Regions from separate parts of the Homo sapiens genome. Here region 1 is linked to region 2. Evidence: read pairs that join two places in POLR2A ChIA-PET (ENCODE). Cell type or tissue: OCI-LY7. All regions are shown on one strand. Links, peaks and the distances in the headings refer to the core of each region. The heading gives the core; the rest is flanking DNA.

Region 1 (16,279 bases), core at 7,024-9,523, 100 kb after region 2:
AATCAGAGGCATCAAAGGAGAGGAGAGGCAGATACAAAAGGGATATTTGAAAAAGTAATGGCCAGAATTTTCAAATTGGACAAAAACTATTAACTCACAGATCCAAGAAGCTCAACAAGAAGAAAACTACACCAAGGAATGTCATAATCAAATTATTCAAAGCCAATTATAAAAAATATGGAAAACAGCCACATGTTATAGAGTAACAAAGATAAGGTTGACAGCAGATTTCTCATTAGAAACATTGCAAGTGAAGAGACAGTAGAACATAAAGTACTGAAAGAAAAAAATGTTAACCTCAGCAAAATATCATTCAAAAAACAAAGGCAAAATAAAGATGTTTTCAGACATACGAAAACAACTCTTTACCATCAGGTAGACTGAAGGTAGACTGTGGTAGGGTGAAGATGTATACTGCCCTAGGGCAACCAGTAGAATAACAAAACAGTTATAGCTAATAAGTCAACAAAGGAGATAAGATAGAATCACAAAAAAATACTCAACCCAAAAGAAGGTGGAAAAAGGAACAAATAAGTAGTGAAACTAATAGAAAAATGGCAAGGCAATAGACTGTAATCATATCAGCAATCACATTAAATGCATATTATCTAAATATCCCACTTAAAAGGCAAAGATTGTCAGATAAAAAGCAAGACTGCTTTTGGACCTGGATGAACAGGAGGCACCATCACGGAAGTTGACTCCTGCCACAACAATGACTGAAAGGTTCAACACCAGGAACCCAAGAGCCAGGACATCTACTGAAGGCTGTTGGTTAAGCTGTATATGTTTCTGGCCAGAAGAAACTCTACCTTCAACCAAGTTGTGGTGAAGAGGTTATTTATGAGTTGCACCAAATGGCCATCTCTGTCTCTTTCCTGGATGATCTGGAAGATGAAGCTTCCTGGCCAGGAAAACAAAACAGCTGTGGTTGTGGGGACCATGTTCAGGAGGTGCCCAAACTGAAGGTGTGTGCACTGCACATGAGCAGTTGGGCCTGCAGCCAAATCCCCAAGGCTGGGGACAAGATTCTCACCTTTGACCAGCTGACCCTGGACACCCTCAAAGGCTGTGGCACCATCCTGCTCTCTGGGCCTCACAAGGGCCAAGAAGTGTACTGGCATTTCAGCAAGGCCCTGGGAACCCAGCATAGCCACACTAAGCCCTGTGTCCACTCCAGGGACCAGAAATTCAAGCACATCAGAGGCTGATGGGCCAGCCAAGGCTACAAAAACTAACCCTGGATCCTCTATCTTATTAAAAAGATTTTGGCCTGGGCGCAGTGGCTCATCCCTGTAATCCCAGCACTTTGGGAGGCCAAGGAGGGCAGATCACTTGAGCCTAGGAGTTCAAGACCAGCCTGGGCAACAAGTGAAACTCCATCTCTATAAAAAATTAAAAAAAAAAATTAGTTGGGTGTGGTGGTACATGCCTGTAGTCCCAGCTACTTGGGAGGCTGAGGCAAGAGGATCGCTTGAGCCCAGGAAGTCAAGGCTCCAGTGAGCCATGATCGTGCCACTGCACTCCACCCTGGGCGACAGAGTGAGACCCTGTCTTAGAACAAAACAAAACGAAACAAAAAATTTTGGATGGTGGGGGAAAGGAAAATAAAAAACAAGATCCAACTATATACTCTCAATAAAAAAACACATTTTAGGCTGGGTGTGATGGCTCCCAGCACTTTGGGAGGTCAAGGCAGGTAGATCACCGGAAGTCAGGAGTTCAAGACCAGCCTGGCCAACATGGCGAAATCTCGTCCCTACTAAAAATACAAAAATTAGCCAGGCATGGTGATGGGTGCCTGTAATCCCAGCTACTTGGGAGGCTGAGGCAGAAGAATTGGACGAATGCAGGAGGCAGAGGTTGCAGTGAGCAGAGATCATGCCACTGCACTCCAGCCTGGGAGACAAAACGAGATTCCGTCTCAAAAAAAAAAAAAAAAAAAAGAAAAAGAAACACATTTTACACACAAAGACATAATAACATTAAGAATAAAAGGATGACCAGGCACAGTGGCTCATGCCTGTAATCCCAGCACTTTGGGAGGTTGAGGCAAGAGGATCACTTGAGCCCATGAGTCTGAGACCAGCCTGGGCAATATGGTGAGATCCTGTCTCCACAAAAAATTAGCCAAGTGTGGTGGTGCACACCTGTAGTCCCAGCTACTTGGGAGGCTGAGGTGGGAGGATAGCTTGAACCCAGGAAGTCAAGGCTATAGGGAGTGGTGATCACGCCACTGTACTCCAGCCTGGAGTGACTCAAAGTACAGTCACTTTGAGACAGAGTGAGACTCTGTCTCAAAAAAAAAAAAAAAAAAAAAAAAAGGTAAAAGGATGGAAAAAGATATATCATACTGATGCTGGCATTAGTCAAAAGAAAACTGGTGTGGCTATATTAACATGAAATAAAGTAGATTTCAGAGCAAATAATATTACCAGGAATAAAGAAGGCCATTTTATAATAATAAAAGGGCTGGTTAATCAGAAGGATACAATAATCCTACATGGTTTTGTCTCAAATAATAAAAGCTTCAAAATATGTAAATCAAAAACTGACAGAAGTGCAAGGAAAAACAGACAAATCCATAGTTAGAGATTTCAATACCCCTCTTTAAATGATTGCTAAAACAAGTAGAAACTTACAAGGATATAGTAAACTCAAGCAACACTGTAACCAAATTAACAGTACAGGTTGAGCATCCCTAATCTGAAATACAAAATGCTCCAAAATCCAAAATTTTTTGAGCACCAACATGACCCAATACGTTGGGTCCTATTCCCAGGATCTCTTATTATATATATATATATAAATGTTCAGAAAATCCAAAAAACTTTGAAATCTGAAACACTTCTGGTCCCAAGCATTTTGGATAAGGGATACTCAACCTGTAATAGAATATATATTCTCTTCAAAGTATACATGAAACATTTACCCAAATCGATCATATTCTAGGCCAGAGGTTATCAAACTATGGCCCTGAGGCCAAATGTAGTCTGTTTTTGTATAGTCCATGAACTAAAAATGGTTTTTACATTTTGAAAGATTTCTTTAAGAAGAAAAGAAAATATGTGACAAAGATCATATGTGGCCCACAGAGTTTAAAATATTTACTGTCTGACCCTTTAGAGAAGTTTGCCTGCCCCTGTTCTAGGCCATAAAACATGTCTCAGTAAATTTTAAAGGATTCAGATAATGCAGAGTATGTCTTCTGACTACAGTAGAATTAAAATTAGAAATCAATAACAGAAAGCTGTCTGGAAAATCCCCAAATGTTTGGAAACAAAATAACATGCTACTAAATAACCTTCTAATAACCCATTGATTAAAATAGGAGTGCAGTAAAATTAGAAGGCATTTTGAGCTGAATGAAAATGAAAACAAAGCATATCAAATTTTGTGGCATGCCACTAAAGCAGTATGTAGGAAGACATAAGCAAAATGCTTATATTAGAAAATATAAAAAGTCTCAAGTTAATGAGCTTCCACCTTAAGAAATTAGAAAAGAAGAACAAATTAAACACAAAGAAACAAAAGAAATAATAAAGATCAAAGTAGAAATAAATGAAATGGAAAACAAAATAAATTGAGAGTATTAATGAAACCAAACCCTGGTTCTTTGAGATAAATAAAATTGATAAATCTTTTGCCACGCTGATCAGGAAAAAAAAAAAAAAAAGAGAGAAGACACATATTACCAATATCAGGAATGAGAGGTGAAATATGACAAATTCTACAGATACTTAAAGAATAGCAAGGGAATATTATGAAAAACCTTAAGCAAATAAAATTCAACAACTTAGATGAAATGGTCAAATTCCTTGAAAGACATAACTACCAAAGCTTACTCAAAAAGAAGTACAGCCAGGTGCAGTGGCTCACACCTGTAATCCCAGCATTTTGGGAGTTTGAGGTGGGCAGATCACTTAAGTCCAGGAGTTCGAGACCAGCCTGGGCAATGTGAAGAAACCCCATCTCTACTAAAAATACAAAAAAATTTAGCTGGGTGTGGTGGTGCATGACTGTAGTCCCAGCTACTTGGGGGGCTAAGGCGGGAGGATCGCTTGAGCTTGCGAGATTGAGCCCTGATTATGCCACTGCATTCCAGCCTGGGTGAAAGAGTGAGACCCTGTCTCAAAAAAAAAAAAAAAAAGAAAAAAAAGAAAAAAAAAAGAAAAAAAAGAAAAAAAAAAGAAAAAGAAATAGATAACTTCCAAAGCTATGTATCTATTTTTAAAAAATTAATAGTTAAAAATATTCTCACAAAGAAACACTAGTGGATTCTTCCAGACACTTAGGGATAACACTGTGTATACCAATTATATACAAATCTTCCAGAAAACTGAAGAGGAAGGAATACGTCTCAGTTTATTTTTGGGGGCCAGCATTACCCTGATACCTAAACCACACAAAGCCATTACAAGAAAAGAAAACTATAGCCCAGTTTCCCTCTTGAACATGGATGTAATAATTCTCAACGAAACTTTAACAAGTCAAATCCAACAAAATATAAGAAAGTTAATATTACTGGATGAGGTTTATCCCAAAAATATGTCATTGCTTTAAATTAAAAAATTAATCATTGTAAGTCACTATATTAAGCTAAAAAAGAAAATCTGATCATTTCAATAGACACCCAAAAAATCTGACAAAATCGTATATTTGTTCCTGATTTTAAAAAACCAAAAACAAAAAAAACAAAAAAAACAAAAAAAAAACCAAACCTGTTAGCAAACTAGGAATAGAAGGGTACTTTCTCAACCAGATAAAGGACATCTATAAAAATCCTACAGATAGCCTTATGCATAATGATGAAAAACTGCATGCTTTCCCTTTCCCCGTAAGATAAAGAATAATACAAAGATATCTGCTCTGACCACTTTCATTCAACATCAGAGGTTCTGTCCAGGGCAATCAGGCAAGAAAAAGAAATAAATCGCATTCAAGTTAGAAAGGAAGAAATACAACTGATGATAGCCATCATTCCTAAGAGTTCCCCTTGCCTCTTTATAATCCTTGCCTCCTCTTACCTCTCTCCCCAGGAAACCACTGGCCTGTTTTCTGTCACTAGAGACCAGTTTGCATTTTCTAGAACTGATATATGTGGAATCATGCAGTATGTTACTCAATTTTTTTTGTCAGTAATTGGTAGCTTATCTTGCAATCAAAGTTCATATACAACCATTTGATCTTCATTCCATTCCCTCATTAGTCCATAGAATGTCAATCAATTTTTCTTTCTTTTATTTATTTATTTTAACGAAACAGGGTCTTGTTGTGTTGCCTAGGCTGGAGTGCAGGCTTACTTCAACCTCCAACTCCTGGGCTCAGGTGATCCTCCCGCCTAAGCCTCCAGAGTAGCTGGGACTACAAGGGTGTGTCACCATGCCTGGCTAACTTTTTAAAATTTTTTGTATTGATGGGGTCTTGCCATGTTGCCCAGGCTGGTCTCGAACTCCTGAGCTCAAGACCTCCCAAAGTGCTGGGATTACAGGCATGAGCCACTGCGCCTGGACTCAATTTCTGTATGATGATGACTTTCATATGTACATCAACAGGCCAGATAGCTTATCAAGAAAGCTTCTCCTCTGTCTTCTAGTAATATCCCACTTAGATCTGACATTATTTTTTTCCTTCAAGGTATTTCTTCCAAATTTCTTGGCTGTTGTTGGTGACAACACAAGTTTTTGGACCTTTAAGTTTACAATCTTAGGTTCATTTCCTTATTTTATTTCTTCCCTATAGGTAAATGATCACTAAACTTGTTACTTCTTATAGTTACTTCTTTGTAAGGCACTGCAGATATGTTTCTTTTCATTTTTAAAATTGCCCATTTAATTCAAGCTATTAAATATCAAGCTTGTACTATATCAAGAGTACTATATATCAAGACTATAGCCTCTTGATATTTTCCCTACCCTCCCATCCTGCCATACCCATGTCTCCACTAGCCTATATAAAACATAAAATACTTTTCATCAAACTCTCTGTAGAGAAGTGTTGCTGGGCGAATAAGAAAAACCTGATTGACTAGAAAGCAAATGTAAATGTAATCTCCTTTCTTTTCAGTGATTCTACCAGAAAGGAATGAAGAACAGAACCTTCAGGAATTGAGTCACAATGCAGACAAATATCAAATGGGAGATTGTTGCAAGGAAGAGATTGATGATAGTATTTTCTACTAGCCATTGGGAAGATAAAAGGAGACAGAAGATTGAAGCCTTTGCCAGCCATTCTTTCCCTTTTTGCTTCCAAACTCCTCAACTGGGAACCTTCATATGTGCAGTATTTATATTGGATCATACTGGTGATTATAAAAGTTCCTAGGAGGCTAGAAGAGCCAACCAACAGAGAAGGGAAAGCAGTCTGTTCTGAACATAGGGACATAAGTTCATTCATGCCAAGTATCTTTCCAGCATGTTTCTCCCATTTAGAATATCTAGCATGTAAGGCCTTTCAATATTAATATAAGCCCAATATCAGCTCTTTCTCTTTGTATTTCATCTCTTTCTACTCTCCTATTTGTATTTTGTGTTCCTATCAAAGTGTCGTATCTGGGAGATGACCTGCCTTATCCTGTTCTATAACAGTTTTGTTTGCTGCTGTGTCTTTAGAACAGTGCCTGGCACACAGTAAGCACTCAATAAATCTTTGATGAATGAATGAATGGTTATCTTTTCTCTCTGGCAATCCAAATTCACCACTCCTTAAAAATTCTACATAAGATTTGCTGGCTGGGCGCAGTGACTCACGCCTGTAATCCCAGCACTTTGGGAGACTGAGACAGGTGGATCACCTGAGGTCAGGAGTTTGAGACCAGTCTCAACATAGCGAAACCCCATCTCTACTAAAAGTACAAAAATTAGCCGGGCGTGGTGGCAGGCGCCTGTAATCCCAGCTACTTGGGAGACTGAGGCAGGAGAATCACTTGAGCCCAGGGGGGCAGAGGTTGCAGTGAGCTGAGATCACGCCACTTCACTCCAGCCTGGGCAAAAGAGCAAAACTCCGTCTCCAAAAAAAAAAAAAAAAGATTTGCCTATTCCAGCAGACTTCTACCCAATATCAATCTAGATTTAAATCACTTGATTTTCCACATCCCTTTAGCAATTATGTATAGTTTGCACTTCATTAACCTACCCTTATTTATGTTACTTCTCACATACACCCATATCTCTTCTGTATTTTCAATCAAAAGATAATGCCTCAAATGTTATATATATTGTATGTGCCACTCAACAGTGCCTCATATGCTGCAAAAAAAAAAGACAGTAAACAATCGGGGTACCTTTTTGTCTTTTAAGCCATATTTTCTGGGTCAGTGTGGTCTTTCAAGGGAGTTTAGACAGGCTCTATTTTTTGTTACTTCACTCCTATAGTATGTGACTGTAAATTGTTCCTTCAGTGTTCAATTTAAGTACAAACTAAAGAGAAACAGTTTCCTAAAGAAAAACATTTTAAAGTTACAGAGACACCTATGTGTTCGTAACATTTCTCCAGAAATATTTGAAGTAACGTAAAACTTCTGGACTGGTCAGTTTAAATATTTTCTTGGAATTTCTATAGAAATTTCTGTGGAATGGTGTTATATTGGAAATATTAATTAACTATAAGAAGACTCCTACTTCTTCACAGAGAACAAGCAGGGATATCCTGGATTTTCACAGTATTTAGGCCACTCCTTAATTGTCTCATGAAGGAATTAAGGTAGTGGAACACATTCAAGAATTGCTTAGGTGTCAAAATAAGACAAAGTGTAACAGTTTTTTTCTGTAGTAGATTTTTAAATAGTTAAAAGACTCTGCCCTCTTTATCTATACTGTATTCTGGCAATAATAAAGTTGGGCAGCCTATACATAAAAGCAATTTCTAACAATGCCAAATTAACAGCAGTTTCTTGGCCCTTTCCTTTCCCTCCATGAAAGTTACAATATTAGGTTATTTCACAGGTTTCCTCCATGCCCCCCATACCCAACCTAAAACTGTGTTAGGCTGTCAAAGAAAACAAATCAGGTAAGATTAGTGTTTGCCTTTACGCAGTCATTCTAAGTACACATAAAATCATACATAATATGAAAATACAGCAGGAAGAGAAACATCAAACCATAGAACTGAGTTTTAGTTTTACTGACATTTATATGGCATACTTCCTGTTTTTGATTTCAGAAGTGCAACCATGCAGTGCTTCTATGAAAAACTGAATAGTTGAGTACAGTTTGAGGATTATAACAACTTATCCAAAGGAAACAAACAGACCTAACTTACTGCTGTTTTCATTTGTGGAACTGCTATCTTTGTTGTAAAAAGTTGAGTATTTTTCAAACATCATTTAATAATAGGGTAGCCCCTAAAACAAGTAAGGAGCTATAAGTCTGAGTTGTGAATTTGACTAGTAATGGAATAAGAAAACCAAGCCAAACTCCATCTAAATATGTATGTAAAGGTAATGCTTGTAAAAATTTGCTTTTTCCTCATTTTGAGATTTCAGTTGCCAGTTGACTATTGGTATGCAAAATTAACAATTCTGCCTAAAGGAGGTAAACGATAGAGGTTAATTCTTAAATAAAAGTCCCTTTGTTTCACTATTAACTTTTTCTATTTGAAGCATAATTGTGTCAGCTAATTTATTTTTTGGTAACCACTTAGGAATTTGGGAGGGAGGGGGGCACTCAAGTAAGCAATGACAGCCAGCTAGACATCAAAATCCATGTTCTCACTTCATGGCCGTACAGATAAATTTCATTTCCTAGCCTCTCTTGCAGTTAGATGTGGGCATATGACTAAGCTCTAGCTAGTGGAATGAGAATGGATGTCAACTACTTTAAGCTCTTTAAGTCAACTAAAGAAATCAACTACTTTAAGCTCCTGTCCCTAAAAAACTCCCAACAGACTGACCCCTCCAAGGAAACCTTGGAAGTTAGGTCCTAAATGCTTAGGTACAGTAAGACCTTGGAAACTACTAAAGAAATAGTAAAGTAAACTTGTTTTGCAAGAACAACTTTGAGCCACTATATATTTTGGGGATGATCTATTATGGCAATTAGCCTGCCGTCATTAATTTGATCTATAAAACATATATGAAGTGTCCCTGTGATACACAACTCCAGTGGTCACACACTGTAATGTATGCAACTGGGATTTTTCTGAAGCACAACTGAGAGGCTACAGGTATGCATACATATGGATATAGGTAAATGTTCCTCCCAGGAGTGGTAAAATGCTGTGGCTTTGCCAACTAACTCCAGCTTCTCTCATGGGTTTTATTGTGGATGATTATTGATTTGTGTAAAGGAACTTCCCTTTTGTGTCTGTGGTAATAGATAAAGGTGGAATGGATCCTCCAACAAGAATCTTGAGGGGAAAATATATACTTATGATCAAAATAAGATATCTTTCTTGGGTTTGTCCAATAGTGATGGCTACATAGTCTTCCTATTACCTTTTATCTACAGGCAGGCAGTAGGCCATAATAGTATTAGAAGCCCCTCCCTTTCTCCAAAAAAAAAAAAAAAAAAGTGCTCTGAGCAGTAAAGATATTTAATTTAACATATCTGCGCTTCATGTTTCTCATCTGTAAAATGAGAGTTGGATTATATCACTTCAAAAGTTTCCTTTTTTCACTAAACATTCTCCCATCTATGACTACAATGTCCAGAGCTAATGGTAGAAATATATATATATATATTTTTTTTTTTTGAGAGGGAGTCTCCCTCTGTAGCCAGGCTGGAGTGCAGTGGTGCAATCTCAGCTCACTGCAACCTCCGCCTTCGGAGCTCAAGCGATTCTACTGCCTCTGCCTCCCTAGTAGCGGGGACTACAGGCACGCACCACCATGCCCAGCTAATTTTTTTTTTGTATTTTTATAGAGATAGGGTTTTAACATGTTGGTCAGGATGGTCTAAATCTCTTGACCTCGTGATCTGCCCGCCTTGGCCTCCCAAAGTGCTGGGATTACAGGCATGAGCCACTGCGCCCGGCCAAAATAATTTTTTTTGTTTTCTCTTTTATTTTGAGACACAGTTTCGCTCTTTTTGCCCAGGCTGGAGTGCACTGGCACGATCTTGGCTCACCACAACCTCTGCCTCCTGGGTTCAAGTGATTCTCCTGCCTCAGCCTCCGGGGTAGCTGGGATTACAGGCGCCGCCCCCGCCCCGCCCCGCCGCCACCACCCGCTAATTTTGTTATTTTTAGTAGAGACGGGGTTTCTCAGTGTTGATCAGGCTGGTCTCAAACTCCTGACCTCAGGTGATCCGCCCACCTCAGCCTCCCAAAGTGCTGGGATTACAGGTATGAACCTCCGCGACCAGCCTATTTGAAATAATTCTTAACATGAGCATTTCTTCAGATTTCAAGTTGATATTACAGAAGCGCAAGTGCTTCATAGAAACTTGAAATTATTTTAAAAAAATGTTTAACTCTCACCAAGGCACAAGAGAGGTTATACTCTTCTCCCAAACAAGCTATTAAATTGAAAGGATTTTAAACTTACCCAAGGTTTTTTAGAGTAGTTTTATTATTATTATTTTATTTATTCGTTTTTTTGAGATGAAGTCTTGCTTTGTCACCAAGGCTGGAATGCAGAGGTGTGATCGGCTCACTGCAGCCCCGACTTACTGGGCTCAAGTTATCCTCCTGCCTCAGCCTCCTGAGTAGTAAGGACTACATGTGTGTGCCACAGTGCCCGGCTAGTTAGAGTAATTTTAAAACACTGTGTCACTTCTCTGATTTCTATACTTTACTCCATGAGTGGAGAAATAATATCAAAGCTAATACAGAATGTGATAGTTATTGAAATAATACTATAAAAAGTCAAAAACTAGACAGCAGATTTTATAGTTTTTCAGTGAATTTACCAGTTAAAAACCTTAAATTTTACTTTTCCTAATTGTATGTTTATAATGTTTCAATGTAATAACAATTCATATAATAGCACATTCAGGATCATGGCAAAATCAGCTAAGTCATAGTTAACACACACTCCTTGTCTCTACGTATGTGGTGCTAAGTCATATTTTTGGTATAGCTAACAAATGATTTTTTGTCTGTCTGCTGGTGGGGTTTTAATCTCCTGGATTTCAACTTTGGTTAAAGTTAAAAAATACACTATCCAGACTTTATACAGGCATGAATTGGCTTTAATTCACATTCTTTTGCTGCAGGAGAGCTGCAGAAATATGGACCTCACTCAGGGATGATACTGTTTTAGAAAGGAGAAGGGACAGGCTGTATAACATTGTCCAGAGTGGAGTTTTCATGTTGCGAGAAAGCCATGTATAGGCCGGAGTACATGAGTAAAAGGAATAACAACTCCCCCATCCCCTGCCACAAAGGAACAAGACAGGAGAGCCAACAATAGTATTTTGACTATTAGTTGACGAGTATGGATTCTAAAAATATCTTTACATAATTGCAGAAATTGAGGAACAATCTAAATGTTTAAAAATGAGATTGATAAATAAATTTTGGTATATCTATATGTTGGAAAGCTATGCAGATGTTAAAAACAGGTTTTCAAAACTATTCAGTAACATGAAAAAATGGTCATTATAAACTACTGAGTGACAAAAATAAGATATAAAACTATATGTAGTAATTAGCAACTATATATTTTAAATACAGGAAGGAAACATGAATGTTAACATTGGTTTTTCTCTGGCTGGTGGGATTACAGATGACAATACTTTTGTGGTTTCCAACATTTCTCTAGTTAACACATTCTGTTTACAATTTTAAACATTACTTTCAAAGAAAAAATGTGATATATGTAAATATGGTTATATAAAATCTGTATACATATGTATTTTATTTATGTATATCAAAACCAGACCAAAAATACTGAGTTTGATAGTTTTCAGATTGACACTGTAACAGAATACTTTCCTTGACCCTCATTTTATGTTGAGATCTTTATGGCAGTGAAAGGGCTAGAGAGAGGCATGTACTTTCAGAGTTTCTGAAATGACATGTATAGTATGAAAAAGCATAGAAGCATTCCTCAATTTTCACATCTTGAATTTTAATACAACCTGTAATTTTGTACATACTAAATGAATGTATTAGTTTTCCAAGCTACAGCATTGGTGGCCAGTTAGCAGTTAATAATAATATTTTTCAAAGGATAATAAATGAAAATATTGTTGGCCAGGTGCGGTGGCTCACACCTGTAATCTCAGCACTTTGGGAAACCAACGCAGGTGGATCGCTTGGGTCCAGGAGTTCTTGACCAGCCTGGGGCACACAGCGAGATCCCGGCTCTACAAAAAAAAACTAAAAAAATTAGTGGGGCATGGTGGCATGCGCCTGTAATCCAAGCTACTCAGGAGGTTGAGGTGGGAGGATCACTTGAGCCTGGGAGGCGGAGGTTGCAGTGAGCCGAGATCCTGCCACTTCACTCCAGCCTGGGCAACAGAGTGAGATACCATCTCAGGAAAAAAAAAAAAAAAAGTTGAATATACTAGAGATCCAAACTATTTGGAGGAATAATTGATTTTCTGGGCAAAGCTAAGAAATAGAAGTTATTCATACTATTGGCTACAAATTTGTAAATATATTGGATTATACTCCCTCCCAAATCATAACTCTTAATCCTGCAGTTTTATTGCATTTTTCTGGGTATTTAGTTTTGTGATGCTTTTCTGGGAGACTAAGTTAAGAGACCCAAACTCAGATTTTAAAATTAGTTCATTTTTTTTTTGTTTTACATTTTTCTAATTATTTCTATCAATGAAACTGTGGCATATTACAAAATTTCAAGATAAATAATTTTCTGTCATGTTTCATAGGTCAAGTAAAAAAAAGGTTCTGCAGCTAAAATAAGGCTTAAGGGGGAAAAGTGGCCAGCAGCACATTCAAAGTTTATGAGCACAGACTTGGGGAATCGGATAGATGTAGGTTCAAATTCTTATACTGGGGGTAGGCAAGAAAGATGCATAAACAGTGAATTTTAAAGTTTGGAGGGATTTTAGAGATCATTTAATCAAAATCCATTGTTTTGCAAAGGAAACTAACACCCTGGAAAGTTAAATATCTCACCTAAAGTTTCAATCCCAGCATTGCTACTCATGTTATCTAGGTTTGCTTACTTCCCAAATTCAGCACTCTTTACTTTCTACTACAATATGCTACATTTGAGGTTGGAGGAGACCAGATTATAGAAAGTACTGAAAATTAGACCAAAGAGTTTGAACTTACTTTAAATCTGTCTGTCTTCATTATTATTATTATTATTTGGAGGAGTGGTACTGGGCACAATGGAATGATAATGATCAGAGTCATAAAAGATGTATAGAGATCCTATGTTTCCTGAAAATTCTGTATCATACTCAGTACAACTTTAAACATTCTAGGGGAGAACCCAACTCATTTCTTTGTCTTATTTAAATAATACTGAGTAATGGAACTGACTAGATTACAGTTGATAACTATTTTATTTTTTCACTTGCTTTTGTCATTTTATTCCATGAATTAATGGTATACATGTGAGATTAAACTGATGCTGAGTTGGGAGGCAACACTGTTTGGTTCTGAAGAGCAGACTTTTCCTTAAAAGTTAAAATATTAAGAATAAAATCAAAACAAAAACCTTGAGTCTAAATTTGAATATGACTCTCAACTTTAAAAGGTAGTCCACATAAATTTTTCTCCTTAGATTTATTTTTGATATTAAAATATATACAGAATTAAAAGAGAAATTTAATTTTTTACAGCAAAATTTTTACCAGATAATGAAGCTTAAAAATGCTGACCTTTTAGCTCATTTCTAGGAATTTATTCTAGTTTAGGAAAATAGATTTATGCATAAAAAAGCTCATGGCAATATTATTTGTAAGTAAAGAAAATAAATAACCACTTACAAGGAACATTATGCAGACACTGAAACTTTTGAGGAGTTTTCAATTTATGATACATTTGAGGAAACATTTATGATACGTTGTCATATAAAAAGGCAGTGTACACAAGCAATTTAAACTTCATCAGCTTAAACAACTGCCTGGAAATATGTCAACTCTCAACAGTTGCCTCTAAATAAAGGAACTATTGGTTATTTTTTCCTGGTGTCCTTTAAATTTTTTTTTCTTTATTTTAACCTATTTTCACACTTTCTTCACTTACCATGTACTACTTCTATAATCAGATACGTGTTTGTATCCTAATGATATGTTTTCAGTATCATCACGAGTATAAACATATGTGTGTATGTGTATGTGTGTGTACATTGTTGACCAAGAGAAAAGTTGATATTACTTAAATCCAAATAATGAAATTTCCAAAAAAACGCATACATATCCTACAACTTATAAAATTATAATGGTTTAATACAATGTACTAAGTATTCTGACATAGCAGGCTTTCAGTATATTAGTTGATGATGAAGATAATTAGAGAAGGGATACCTCAATTAATTTACCAAGTTCCTTGAGTCTGTCAGCAACTCTCCCACCAAGAATTTAACAATATAATATGACATTAAAAAGCTGGTTTGTGTGGTGCATTTTTGCAAACTATTATTTTGTATTTTTATTTTTTTTTTTGAGACGGAGTCTCATTCTGTCATCCAGACTGGAGTGCAGTGCCGCGATCTCGGCTCACTGCAACCTCTGACTCTGGGGTTCAAGGGACTCTTCTGCCTCAGCCTTTCAAGTAGCTGGGATTACAGGCACACGCCACCAAGCCTGGCTAATTTTTTTTGTATTTTTAGTAGAGATGGGGTTTCGCTATGTTGCCCAGGCTGGTCTTGAACTCCTGGCCTCAAGTGATCCTCCTGCCTTGGCCTCCCAAAATGCTGGGATTACAGGTGTGAGCCACTGTACCTGGCCTTAAATGCTAAGTTTTGACACACAAAAAAGAAAAATTTGTCCTTACCTTGTTCATTTTGATCAGCTATGTGAGGTTCAGGTAAGATTTTACGATCAGTAAAAAAGGTTTCTTGTGGAAGTAACTGGAAATAAGATTTACCTTGTAGGGTCATTATAAGTTTTGGAGATCATGTATGTAAAGTGCCTAGCATAGTGCCTGGCTCACAGGCACTCAGTAAATGGTGGCTATTATAATACATAATATTAATATGACTCCTTTTGTTATATTTCTATACATAAGGTGATCTGAAAAAAATATGAAGTGTAGTCCCCCATTTAAAAACATGATTCTAGGGCTGGATGCAGTGGCTCATCCCTATAATCCCAGTACTTTGAGAGGCCGAGGTGGGAGGATCACTTAAGCCCAGGAGGTCGAGGCTGCAAGGAAGTGTGATTGTGCCACTGCACTCCTGCCTGGGCAATAGAGTGAGACCTTGTCTCATAAATAAATAGATAGTTAAATAAATAAGTAAACAACACATTTCTAGACTTCTAGATAAAATGGGGAGTGAAAGCAGACCATAGAATCTCTCTGCACATATACTTTACAAGAAGTATACAACAGTATACTTTGTATACTGGAAAAACAACAATAAGAACTCCTTTAAAAGCATTACTAGAATCAGCTAGAAAAAGAAAATGTCCACAACCTAAGGCAACAGAGGCCAAAAGAATGCAATTATTTCAAAATAAATTTGGAACAGCAAGAAATGAAATAAGACATAGCTGGAAAAGTCAAATTCTCACCAAGAAGGAAGACTGGCAGTCCCAGAACATTCCCCTAATGAATTCATTCTTTTCTTCTTCAACATGATTATGTCCCATGTCTTCTCTCCTAAATCTCCCACATCTCTATGCTCCTCACTTCAAATCTTGTTTCATTGATAAATAGAAGTTGTTACAAGAGAAACTTATCTTCCCATATCAAATCTACCAATGTGCTTTTATCTGTACTCAAATATACTTTCTTCCTGTTACAAAGATCAACTATCCTTGCTATTATCTAAGGCAAGCCCCTCTACTGTGTCCTAGGTCCCATCTTCTCTTGCATATTCAAACATTTTGTTCCTGTGATTATCCCCTCCATATCCTGCATCCTCAGTTTCTCCCTCATCACCCTACAGTCCATATCCACATCTGCTTACAAAGGGAACAGAAGGCCCTTTATATCAAAGTTCTTCAAAGACTCTATAATTGCAATCTTCACTTCCTTACATTATCTCTTGAATCCATTCCAGTTTGGATTATTGTCTCCACAGCACCACTTAAAGTGCTCTTGTTGAGATTACCAACTACCTTATTGACAGATCATTTTCCTCTTCTCAAATGTCTGCGAGTCCCAGACATATTCCTCATACCCACCATCAACATTTCCCTCCAAGGTCATGTCTTCAATCTCTTGGTGTTAAATACTGTCTACCATCATAGGA
Region 2 (12,740 bases), core at 3,516-6,015:
TTTTTGACTCCTAAAATTAGGTGTTTAGATGATTTCTAAGATGCTTTTAAGCCCAGTATTTCTATTCCTACCCCATAACTTTTATTACCATTTATTGCCTATACATATATATTGGTAAGACACAGATGCAGACTAATGTTAACTGCCTTAAACTTTTATATTTTAAACTCGGGTAGGTATGGTAACAAGTGTGTCTTATTGTTTTTTACTAAGTCCTATAAAACTATGGTTTTATTTAAGGTTAGGAACTGCATAGAGAGGTGGACCACTCTAATACATCATTGGTTAGAGTTCATAAAGTGATATAAACCCTTTCTAGAGAGAAACCTAGTCATCTTTTCAACAGCCTTAAAAATGTCCTTACTGTTTGACCCAGAAGTACATTTAAAGGAATTGTCTAAGGAAGTAATTAGAGCTGTGGAGCAAGACTTTTCTCTATAAGGTGTTTACCTAAATGTTACAATACCAAAAAAACACAACAACCCACAAACAAAACAACACAGCAACAAGAACAAACCCATAAATGAGCAATAAGAAAGCATATCCACAACATGGACTGTCATGTTTTTCTAGAACATATCATGATGGGGGAAAGGCATGTAATAAAATAAGGGGATAGGATACAAAATTGTATTATGCTACCAGTTCTGTTAAAATGTGTGCACATGCACGGACACATGGGATTGGAATAAAGACACCAAAATAATAGTAGTGGTGATTTCTTGCTGATGTGATTATGGGTGGCTTTTTCTCTCTATTTTCTGAATTTTCTATAATAAAAACTAATTTTATAATTTAAGAAGACACAAAAGCTAGTTGCATGGATAACTTCGGTTTCAGTATGGTGTCAATATTTTATGGTTTTAATTGTGGTAAGAACATTTAACATGAGACCTATCCTCTACACAGATTTCTAAGTGTACAGTACAGTGGTGTTAACTATAGACATGAGCAGATCTCTGAAACTTACTTTTATGTGTCTTTTATAAACTATTTATCATACCTTCTAGAATAACAGCACCTGGCCGGGTGCAGTGGCTCAGGCCTGTAATCGCAGCACTTTGGGAGGCTGAGGTGGGCGGATCACCTGAGGTCAGGAGCTCGAGACCAGCCTGGCCAAAATGGTAAAACCCTGTCTCTACTAAAAATACAAAAAATTAGCTGGGCATGGTGGCAAGTGCCTGTAATACCAGCTACTTGGGAGGCTAAGGCAGGAGAATCACTTGAACCCAGGAGGCGGAGGTTCCAGTGAGCCAAGATCACACCATTGCACTCCAGCCTGGGTGACAAGAGCAAAACTCTGTCCCAAAAAAAAAAAAAAAAAAGGCAGGAAAGAGTCCAGGCTAAACTATGGTATGGAGAAGAGAATGAAGGAAAAGGAAAAAGTTTTTCTTAGTGCTCTGAACTAGCGAGGTAATGAGTGACCTGGTTTATATTTCTGAGAATTTCACCTTAGTCTGACAACCCTTTGTGAACTTTCTGAGTAAGTGAACTTACCAAGCTAGTGAACATTCTGTACTAGCTCTATTTTGCCTTGTCAGGATCTCTGCTAGAAATATCTTGGAAATTTTAACTACTGTTTATTCTAGGATAATGCCAGAAAAGGTTGGTTACTTACTGTCTTATATGGACACATAGGTAACTTTTATATTGTTTGCAAGAGCCACATAACAATTATTTTAGATACTATATGTAATATATTAATTTTCATTTTTAGAGGTATTGAAATCTGATATTTCTTACTTTGTCCTGTTTTGATCATATATATGCCAGAGGTGCTATGTGTAATACATTAATTTTCATTTTTAGAGATTATATCTGAAATCTGATCTCTGTATCTTACTTTGTCCTGTTTTGATCATATAAGTCACCGGGACAGTCTCTAAAAGAATGAAGAGTAATAACACATTGATACAGAGTATTTAAAATAAAAACTTTGTAAATACTTTTCATATACCTTTTAAAATAGCTATACAAATGAGGAGAGAAACTAGTATGTATAAGTGGTTTGTCAGAGGTTACAGACTGAGAGCCAGACAAGTATGTCAGTCTCCTCACAGGTCTGGATTCAGAGACTTCCAGTAATACATTAAAAAAAAAAATTTATGAAAGATGAAACCATAGGCTGGGCATGATGGCTTATGCTTGTAATCCCAGCACTTTGGGAGGCCAAGGCAGGAAGATACTTGTGGCCAGGAGTTTGAGTCCAGCCTGGCCAACATGGCGAAACCCCGTCTCTATTAAAAACATAAAAATGAGCCTGACGTGGTGGCAGGCACCTGTAATCTCAGCTACTTGGGAGGATGAGGCAGGAGAATTGCTTGAACCCAGGAAGAGGAGGCTGCAGTGAGACGAGATCGCACCATTGCACTCCAGCCTGGGTGACAGAGCAAGACTGTCTCAAAAAAACAAAAACAAAAACAAACCATACTACAGCAGATTAAACTTCTTATGAGGCTTATATTTAGCTAATGTTTTCAAAGTTTTACTTTCTAAACTCAATATGGTTTTTTAATAATTGGCTCTTTAGTTTTTCCACCCATTTTATTGTGAAAATGTTCAAACAGAGAAAACTCAAGAAGAATATTAAAGTATTCTTACATCCTCTACCTAGATTTTAATAGTTGTTAATTAGACCCTTACTTAGTTTCAAGAAAACATTTATTAATGGATCTCTCTTTTTTTTTTTTCTTTTTGAGATGGAGTCTCACTCTGTCATCTAGGCTGGAGTGCAGTGGTGCGATCTTGACTCACTGCAACCTCTGCCGCCTGGGTTCAAGTGATTTTCCTGCCTCAGCCTCCCGAGTAGCTGGGATTACAGGTGTCTGCCACTGCTCCCGGCTAATTTTTGTATTTTTAGTAGAGACAGGGTTTCACCATCTTGGCCAGGCTGATCTTGAACTCCTGACCTCATGATCCACCTGGCTCAGCCTTCCAAAGTGCTGGGATTACATGCATGAGCCAATGCACCTGGCCTAATGGATCTCATACTACAGTATAGTAAGGTGCAGTGGCTCATGCCTGTAGTCCCAGCTACTCTGGAGGCTGAGATGGGAGAATATAGTACACTATTTGAAAATAAGATTAACTAGTGTGCTGAGAGGAAATGATTTTTTTTAATGAGCCATTTTATTATAGGAATTATTTCAAAGTAACATTTGTGGCTGTCTCAGTTCAGTAAAGCTTAGCATAATTTAATGTCTATGAAGTGAGTTTCAATGTTTGCTGTCTAGCCACCTGATAGATACTTAGGTACTGTTTTGAAATTCTTGCCTTCAAAGATGCCTCAAAACAGGATGGAAATTTGAGTTAAATCCTTAAGATAAAAGCGTGATATATTTATTGGCTTTTCTTTTTGTTCCCTAATGGGAAATGAAAAAAAACAAAAAACATGGGTAATATTTTGAACAACTTTATATTGCTAACAGCCAGTGGAATTTAAAACCTTAGTAGGAAAGTTTCTTTTACTAATAGGTTTTATAAGGAGAAAATGAACTTTTGTTTCAGAGTGAATGAATGAGTACTTTCTGCAGTATAATCATTTTGGGTTGATCTCTTAAAAGAATTCTAGAAGGAAGAAGTCCAATACATATATATAAACTCTATTATGACACGTTTACTTTGTAAGTATTGGCTTTTCCATTTTTATTATTTTAGTGGTTGTGTTATGGTTCTCATTTATAGAAGCTGTTGTTGCCAGATACTAATTGAGGTAGGATTCATAAAGCACTTTTTGTAATCCTTCTTCTTTGTGGATAGCTTGACAATTTGTTCAAAAAAATAAACTCATAGTGGTGGTATGCAACTTTGTTAAAAATAAAACTGTAAATCAAAAAGTGAATTTCATTGTATGTAAATTTAAAAGTATGTTAGAAAACATCAATATGGCAGGAGAACAAGTTTGACTTTTTTCCGCAACTAGTGTCTACTACCACCTTTCTGGATACTTTAAAAAGTTGTCAGCTTTTAAAATTGTTGGTATAAAACATTTGGGAAGTTTTTAATTGGTATTTGTGCTTCAAAATTTAAGACTTTTCTAAGTATTCAGAAATATTCAAAGGAAGAGATGAATTTTGGAAAACTTGTTTGCCTTTATGTGCTTAATCTGACTTTAAGTTGAAATTTGAACAGTGAATAATAATTTTGTTTACATAAAGTTTTTTGACTTCTATATTAGGAAAAAAACTAGCTTGAGGCCAAGTGCAGTGGCTCTTGCCTGTATAATCAGCACTTTGGGAGGCTGAGTCCCGACTGCTTGAGCTCAGGAGTTTGAGACCAGCCTGGGCAACATGCTGAAACATCATCTATACAAAAAAAGTACAAAAATTAACTGGGAATGGTAGCATGTACCTGTAGTACCTTACAGCTACTCATGAGGCTGAGGTGGGAGGATCACCTGAGCCTGGGGAGGTCAAAGCTACAGTGAGCTGTGTTAGGGTCACTGCATTCCAGCCTGGGCAACAGAGTGATACTCCCTCAAAAAAAACAACAAAACAGACTGGGCACACTGGCTCACGCCTGTAATCCCAGCACTTTAGGAGGCTGAGGCAGGTGAATCATTTGAGGTGAGGAGTTCAAGACCAGCCCGGCCAACATAATGAAACCCTGTCTCTACTAAAAACACAAAAATTAGCCAGGTGGTAGTGGTGCATGCCTGTAATCCGAGCTACACGGGAGGCTGACGCAAGAGAATTGCTTGAGCCTAGGAGGCAGAGGTTGCTGGTGGGGAGGTTGCCAGTGAGCCAAGATGGCGCCACTGCACTTCAGTCTGGGTGACAGCCCGAGACCCTGTCTTAAAAAAAAAAAAAGGGCCAGGTGCGGTGGCTCACGCCTGTAATCCCAACACTTAGGGAGGCCAAGGAGGGCGGATTACCTGAGGTCAGGAGTTTGAGACCAGCCTGACCAACATGGTGAAACCCTGTCTCTACTAAAAATACAAAAATTAGCCGGGTGTGGTGGCGGGCACCTGTAATCCCAGCTACTCAGGAGGCTGAGGCAGGAGAATCGCTTGAACCCAGGAGGCAGAGGTTGCAGTGAGCCGAGATGGTGCCATTGCACTCCAGCCTGGGTAACAAGAGCGAGACTCCCTCTCAAAAGAAAAAAAAACAACCAGAAACCCCGAAAAAGAGGTGGAGGGGATGTATCCTTTTTTGTTCATGTCAAAGGAGTAAGCTGGGTTGATTACTTCAGATTTTGTGTTAGCCATACTTTAAGATTTTGTAAGTTATTTTGCTGTGAAGAGTACCTTTTATTTATGATATTAAAGGCTTTAACTTAAATTATCCTTCAAAACTTTGGAGGCAACAAAGATGTCTACCATGGTTTCTTGGATCAGGTATTAGTCACTTGTGGAAGTGGTCACATAGTTTTGTCTTAGAGAAAGTTTTGATTATAAAGAGAAGGCATAGGCAGGGCATGGTGGCTCACAACTATAATCCCAGAACTTTGGGAGGCCGAGGCGGGTGGATCACCTGAGGTCAGGAGTTCGAGATCAGCCTGGCCAACATGGCGAAACCCTGTCTCTACTAAAAATACAAAAATTAGCCTGGCATGGTTGTAGGCGCGTGTAATCCCAGCTACTCGGGGAGACTAAGGCAGGAGAATCACTTGAACCCAGGAGGCGGAGGTTGCAGTGAGTTGTGATTACACCACTGCACTCCAGCATGGGCAACAGTGCAAGACTCCATCTCTAAAAAAAAAAGAGAGAAGGCATAAAACTAAAGGAAGAAAGGAAGAAGAGAAAAGGAAATATTTAGTTTTTTTTTTTTTTTTGTGATGGAGTTTCACTCTTGTGCGATCATGGCTCACGGCAACCTCTGGCCTCACGGGTTCAAGCGATTCTCCTGCCTCTGCCTCCTGAGTAGCTGGGATTACAGGCATGCGCCACCACGCCTGGCTAATTTTGTATTTTTAGTAGAGACGGGGTTTCTCCATGTGGGCCAGGCTGGTCTCGAACTCCCGACCTCATCTGCCCACCTCGGCGGCCTCCCAAAGTGCTGGGATTACAGGCGTAAACCACCGCGCTTGGCCAGAAATATGTAGATTTTAAAGTGAATGAAAATAAGAATCTTTAAATTATCAACCAAAATTTGTAAGTTAAGTCACTAAAAATGAAATTAGAGGATCTATTGTAATTTTGATGCAATTTTTTTGAAGATACTTTCCAAATAGTATTTTTTCCCCTCTGGTTCATTTTAAGAGCTGTATGTTGATCATGACCTTGGGATGACTGTTTATTATTTCTAAGTTTTCCTGTGTGTGACATTTTCCTTTTCACTTTTGATCACATTTGTTTGCCTGAAAATTCTTCTTGGCCCCTGTCGTTGTATCCTCAATTTTCTTCATAGTTTCTCTTTGCCTTTGGTGCCCTTTTTCTCCTCCTCATCCCACCCAATCACTTGGTATATTCTTTGTTTTCTTCTTATTTAATATGCTTGGATAGTATTCTCTGGAAGTATTAACATTGCAAGGATGAGTAAATTAGGTTTCTTTTATTGAGTGTTGCCCTTACCACTTTCCTGTTTCTATTGCCTTCTCAAAAATCTGGCCTTTGTGTAGAATTCTTAGGCAAAAGATGATAGTAATGGAAGTGAAAAGTGTGGAGCAGGACTGGGGTTGGCAGATCATCAAAAGTTTGACTTCATTGTTCTGAAAGTTTGTGTGTCTTACAGCTGTGTGGTAATCTCTTTCAGAAGACAAACTAAGTTGAGTCTTTATAGCCATTCTCTTTCCAATGCTTTTCAGAGGTTATATGATTTGTCATATCACAAAGGATTTTTCAGAAAAATCAGCTAATTACACCTTTTTTTGCAATATGACACTAAATTTGAGACAGAATAATCTTTGCTTTAGTTCTCCCTATGTTATGTATTATAAATACATGTATCTTACAATCTACTATAAAACCATAAACTGGCTGGGCGTGGTGGCTCACACCTGTAATCCCAGCACTCTGGGAGGCTGAGGTGGGCGGATCACCCGAGGTCAGGAGGTTGAGACCAGCCTGGGCAACATGGTGAAACCCTGTCTCCAGCAAAAAATACAAAAGTTAGCTGGGCATGGTGGTGGGCGCCTGTAGTTCCCAGCTACTCAGGAGGCTGAGGCAGAGGAACCGCTTGAACCCGGGAGGCAGAGGTTGCAGTGAGCCGAGATTGTGCCACTGCACTCCAGCCTGGGTGACGAAGTGAGACTCTGTCTCAAAAAAAAAAAAACCCAAAAAAATAGGGCCCAGCGTGGTGGCTCACGCCTATAATCCCAGCACTTTGGGAGGCTGAGGCAGGTGGATCATGAGGTCAGGAGTTCAAGACCAGCCTGTCCAAGATGGTGAAACCCCGTGTCTATTAAAAATACAACAAAATTAGCCGGGCGTGGTGGCCGGTGCCTGTAATCCCAGCTACTCGGGAGGCTGAGGCAGGAGAATTGCTTGAACCTGGGCAGCAGAGATTGCAGTGAGCCGAGATTGCACCACTGCACCCCAGCCTGGGCAACAGTGAGACTCTGTCTCAAAAAAAAAAAAAAAACGCCAGGCACGGTGGCTCACCCCTGTAATCCCAGCAGTTTGGGAGGCGGGTGGATTGCCTGGGGTCAGGAGTTTGAGACCAGCTTGGCCAACATGGTGAAACCCCGTTTCTACTAAAAATACAAAAATTAGCTGGGCGTGGTGGCAGGTGCCTGTAAATCCCAGCTACTCTGGAGGCTGAGGCAGGAGAATTGCTTGAACCCGGGAGGCGGAGGTTGCAGTGAGCCAAGATCACACCATTGCACTCCAGCCTGGGTGACAAGAGTGAGACTTAGTCTCAAAAAAAAAAAAAAAAGCCATAAACTAATTAACCCTGCAAGCTCAGCTTGTCCTTTAAATACTGTTTACCTTCTAGATATAGTCCAGTCATGTATGGCTGTTGAAATTACTGTTAAAAAAGTATTCGCTTTTTTTTTTTTGAGACAGAGTATTGCTGTGTTGCCCAGGCTGGAGTGCAGTGGCGCTGTCTCGGCTAACTGCAAGCTCTGCCTCCTGGGGTCACACCATTCTCCTGCCTCAGCCTCCCAAGTAGCTGGAACTACAGGTGCCTGCCACCACGCCCAGCTAATTTTTTTGTATTTTTAGTAGAGACGGGGTTTTACTGTGTTAGCCAGGATGGTCTTGATCTCCTGACCTCGTGATCCGCCTGCCTCGGCCTCCCAAAGTGCTGGGATTACAGGCATGAGCCACCCGTGCCCGGCCAAGTATTCACTTTTTATCATAGATGGCCTACCGATTAAGTCATATGTTATTGTTGATAATGTGATATTGTTGATAATGTGATATGTGCATATATCCCTGAGTAAACTGAATGTAGAAATATGTAGTACTCTTTGGTTTTACAACTATAGAGATGAATGTATATTTAAAATAAACTTGTGGCCTGATGCAGTGGCTCACACCTGTGATCTCAGTGCTTTGCGAGGCTGAGGCAGGAGGATTGCTTGAGGCCAGCTAGTAAGACCTGGTCTCTACAAAAAAAAAAGTAGCCAGGCGTGGTGGTGCATGCCTGTAGTCTTAGCTACTTAGGAATCTGAGGCAGGAGGATTGCTTGAGCCCAGAAGTTTGAGGCTGCAGTAAGCTATAATTAGGCCACTGTAGTCCAGCCTGGACAACAGAGCAAGACCCTGTCTCTCAAAATAAGAATTAAAAATAATAAACCTGCATTGAGAAATGGTATTGCCTGTATTAGGGATCTCAAATATTTTGGTCTTAGGACACTTTTACACTCTTAAAAATTGAGAATCCTGGCCTGTAATCTCAGTGTTTTGGCAGTCTGAGGTGGGAGGATCACTTGAGCCCAGCAATTTGAGACTAGCCTAGGCAATATGGTGAGACCTCATCTCTACAAAAAAAAACTACAAAGAAAAAAAAAATTAGCTGAGTGTGATGGTGCGTGCCTGTAGTCCCAGCTACTTGGAGGTTGAGGCAGGAGGATGGCTTGAGTCCAAGAGGCAGAAGTTGCAGGGGACTGAGATTGCACTGCTGTACTCCAGCCTGGGTGAAAAAGCTGTCTCAAAAAAAAAAAAAAAAAAAAAAAGAGAATCCCAAGAACTTTATGTTTGTACTGTCGATATTTACTCTATTAGAAATTAAAACAATTTTTAAAAAATACTCACGTAAAATAACAATGATAAACCCATTACAAGTTAACAAATAATTTAGGAAAATAACTATTTTCCAAAACAAAATTAAGAGAAGCATGGCATTGCAATAGAGGCCTGTAATGAATGGCTATTTAATAGAAGACAGCTGGAGTCTTTTGTCTGCTTCTGTATTTAACCTGTTGGAATATATTATTTTGGTTGAAATAAACGAAGAAGGCTGGGTGTGGTGGCTCATGCCTGTAATTCCAGCACTTTGGGAGGTGGAGGTGGGACGATTGCCTGAGGGCTGGATTTCTAGACCTGCCTGGGCAACATAGTGAGACCCTGTCTATAAAAAAATCCACGGCCAGGCGCGGTGGCTCACGCCTGTAATCCCAGCACTTTGGGAGGCTGAGGCGGATGGATCACCTGAGGTCAGGAGTTCAAGACCAGCCTGGCCAACGTGGTGAAACCCCGTTTCTACTAAAAATACAAAAATTACCTGCGTGTGGTGGTATGTGCCTGTAGGCCCAGCTACTTGGGAGGCTGAGGCAGGAGAATCACTTGAACTCGGGAGGTGGAGGTTGCAGTGAGCCAAGATAGCACCACTGCACTCCAGCCTGGGTGACAGAGTCAGACTCCGTCTCAAAAAAAAAAAAAAAAAAAAAACAACAACAACAAAAAACACTAAAACTAAAAATTAGCAAGGCATGGTGGTGCACACCTGCAGTCTGTAGTTACTTGGGAGGATCTCACTTGAGCCCAGTATTTCAAGGCTGCAGTGAGCTATGATCATGCCAGTGCACTCCAGCTTGGGTGACAGAGTGAGACACCCCATCTCTTAAGAAAAAAAGAAAAGAAAAGGAAATACACAAAAATCTAGGCTTACACAGATATGTAGTTGGTAAAGGAAGGAATATTATTTAAATAGCCTTTTCAGGTAATTTAATCTTTTTTTTTTTTTTTTTTTTTTTCCTGAGGCAAGGTCTCTCTCTGTTGCCCAGGCTGGAGTGCAGTGGTGCTATCTCGGCTCACTGCAGCCTCTGCCTCCTGGGCTCAAGGGATTCTCATACCTCAGCCTCCCGAGTAGTTGGGACTACAGGCGCATGCCACCATGGCTGGCTAATTTTTTTGGTATTTTTTTTGTAGAGGTGGAGTTTTGCTATGTTGCCCGTACTGGTCGTGAACTCCTGAGGTCAAGCGGTCCACTCTCTGCAGCCTTCCAGAGTGTTAGGATTACAGGCGTGAGCCACTGCTCCCAGCCTGAATCTTCTTGTGATACTATACAAAAACTCAGCAAGTGCTAGTTTCTTTGTTGGAGTATGGAATCTGAAATTGTTTATGAACCTGTTGGTCTTTCGTGAACTTCAAATGGATCTTTTACCCATGCCTGATTTGTAACATGCATTAGTGACTTGAAATAGTATTCACTGTGTTTTGCAGATCTCCAAATATTGACACATTTCATTATACAGTACTCCTTTCCCCTCAGAAAATCCTCACATTCATTAATATCACTGCCCATCTCATCATAAAAGTCTTTAATTAATGGGAAGCTGTCAGGCTCATAAATATCAAATGTTTTCCAAAATTCTAATTTTTACATAAAACCCAGCCTTTTCATTAGCAAGAGATACTGTCAATTGTTTTCTTTGAAGTAGCAAGCTCATTTTTTTTCCCCAGAAAATGTCAGGTAGCTAAGTCTGAATAGCCATAGTTTATCATTTGTTCTTTCAGAAGGTAAAAATGGTGTTCCATGAAAAAAAGCAGCTGGTTTAACTTGCCGCTCTTCACTTAAGTGCTTTTTCTCCAGACAACATCTGCCGGTATGCAGAAGTGCTTTGTGCGTACTGCCTATTTTGTCACGCAATATATTAAAAAACTGTACACAGGCTCAAGACTTAATAAAATGAATAATTTTTACTGCTGCATCAAGAACATTCTTAAGTGAAACCGGTACTCCAACCCCAATTTGGGTGGTGATGAAGAATACAATTCAGCGCTTCTTACAGCTTTGCTCGATCCCTCCTAAGGCTTCAGCAGTGTCTACACACCATTGCTTTTACACCATTGGTACAAATGTTGACATGGTGCAAAAAGCAAGTAACATCTTAGTGTCATTACGAAAATAGTTTTGATCTCACAGATGCCCTGAAAGAGGGACATCCAGGTTTCTGCCCACCACATTGTGAAAATTGATGATTCTAGATAATACAAAATGGCTTCTGTTACTGTTCTGGTGGTTTAAAAACAACAAAAAACCTCATTTAGTTCTCTACCTAGAAGAGTGAATTGCAACTCTCATCTTGTGCTTTTACCTGTGATTTTAAAAATTGTAATCTTGCCTTTGAAACAAAAATATGCCAATTCATAATAAAGTCTACATGAGAGTACATGTTTGGATTTATATTTCTGTGCTTCTTTCTTTTATATAACATACCATTTCATATTTGTGGGCCCAGAGTAAAGAGCTCATTCTGTTACAGACACTGAATAGCCTTGTTTTTGTCAGTAGTCAGCTCTGTTTTAAAACAATTGCTTGGGTCCTGCTGGCTCAACTTGCAGTTGTCCTAGTCCTGAGTCTTGTCTTAGCCAAAGACTGTTGTTGGAAAGCCCACACAAAGGCCTTGTGTATAGGATGCCCTACTATTAAAGGAGCATGTTCTAGTCTCAGTGGATTAAATTTGCTTTGGTGTGCATTCCCTTACCAAATTTCTCACTACTTTGTTTGGCTGGTTATTTCAGTGAAAAATCATTTTAACGTGAAGGCAGATTTCTTCTAATTATTACATAGTCCTAGTGGTGACGGTTATTGGAGTAAAATAATTTTTTTTTTTTCTGGTAGGATGTGATGGAGCTGCTTGAAGAAGATCTCACATGCCCTATTTGTTGTAGTCTGTTTGATGATCCACGGGTTTTGCCTTGCTCCCACAACTTCTGCAAAAAATGCTTAGAAGGTATCTTAGAAGGGAGTGTGCGGAATTCCTTGTGGAGACCAGCTCCATTCAAGTGTCCTACATGCCGTAAGGAAACTTCAGCTACTGGAATTAATAGCCTGCAGGTTAATTACTCCCTGAAGGGTATTGTGGAAAAGTATAACAAGATCAAGATCTCTCCCAAAATGCCAGTATGCAAAGGACACTTGGGGCAGCCTCTCAACATTTTCTGCCTGACTGATATGCAGCTGATTTGTGGGATCTGTGCTACTCGTGGGGAGCACACCAAACATGTCTTCTGTTCTATTGAAGATGCCTATGCTCAGGAAAGGGATGCCTTTGAGTCCCTCTTCCAGAGCTTTGAGACCTGGCGTCGGGGAGATGCTCTTTCTCGCTTGGATACCTTGGAAACTAGTAAGAGGAAATCCCTACAGTTACTGACTAAAGATTCAGATAAAGTGAAGGAATTTTTTGAGAAGTTACAACACACACTGGATCAAAAGAAGAATGAAATTCTGTCTGACTTTGAGACCATGAAACTTGCTGTTATGCAAGCATATGACCCAGAGATCAACAAACTCAACACCATCTTGCAGGAGCAACGGATGGCCTTTAACATTGCTGAGGCTTTCAAAGATGTGTCAGAACCCATTGTATTTCTGCAACAGATGCAGGAGTTTAGAGAGAAAATCAAAGTAA

What was found. Peaks named below come from ENCODE experiments on the same cell type or tissue, not always from the same donor. Only the 100,000 strongest peaks of a DNase experiment are listed, where the experiment ranks them.
Region 1: POLR2A ChIA-PET joins it to region 2 with 6 read pairs; 9 of 35 experiments call an interaction of 5 or more read pairs at or near these places.

What each region holds. Positions count from the first base shown.
Region 1 is chr13:50,098,638-50,114,916 of GRCh38, forward strand. The region is part of intron 1 of DLEU2 (deleted in lymphocytic leukemia 2); the gene reads right to left. All of the region lies in intron 2 of DLEU1 (deleted in lymphocytic leukemia 1), which reads left to right. It also overlaps the pseudogene RPL18P10. Among named protein-coding and RNA genes, the nearest start is that of DLEU2, 19 kb to the right of the region's middle. In OCI-LY7, for the core only: no CTCF peak of the experiment used is centred there; a DNase peak (open chromatin) is centred at 8,154; H3K4me3 peaks cover 1,448 bases; H3K27ac peaks cover 2,001 bases.
Region 2 is chr13:49,999,985-50,012,724 of GRCh38, forward strand. TRIM13 (tripartite motif containing 13) reads left to right here. Exons shown (of 2, transcript NM_213590.3): 2 at 11,951-12,740. The coding sequence starts at 11,957. All of the region lies in intron 10 of DLEU2 (deleted in lymphocytic leukemia 2), which reads right to left. Among named protein-coding and RNA genes, the nearest start is that of KCNRG, 9.1 kb to the right of the region's middle. In OCI-LY7, for the core only: no CTCF peak of the experiment used is centred there; no DNase peak of the experiment used is centred there.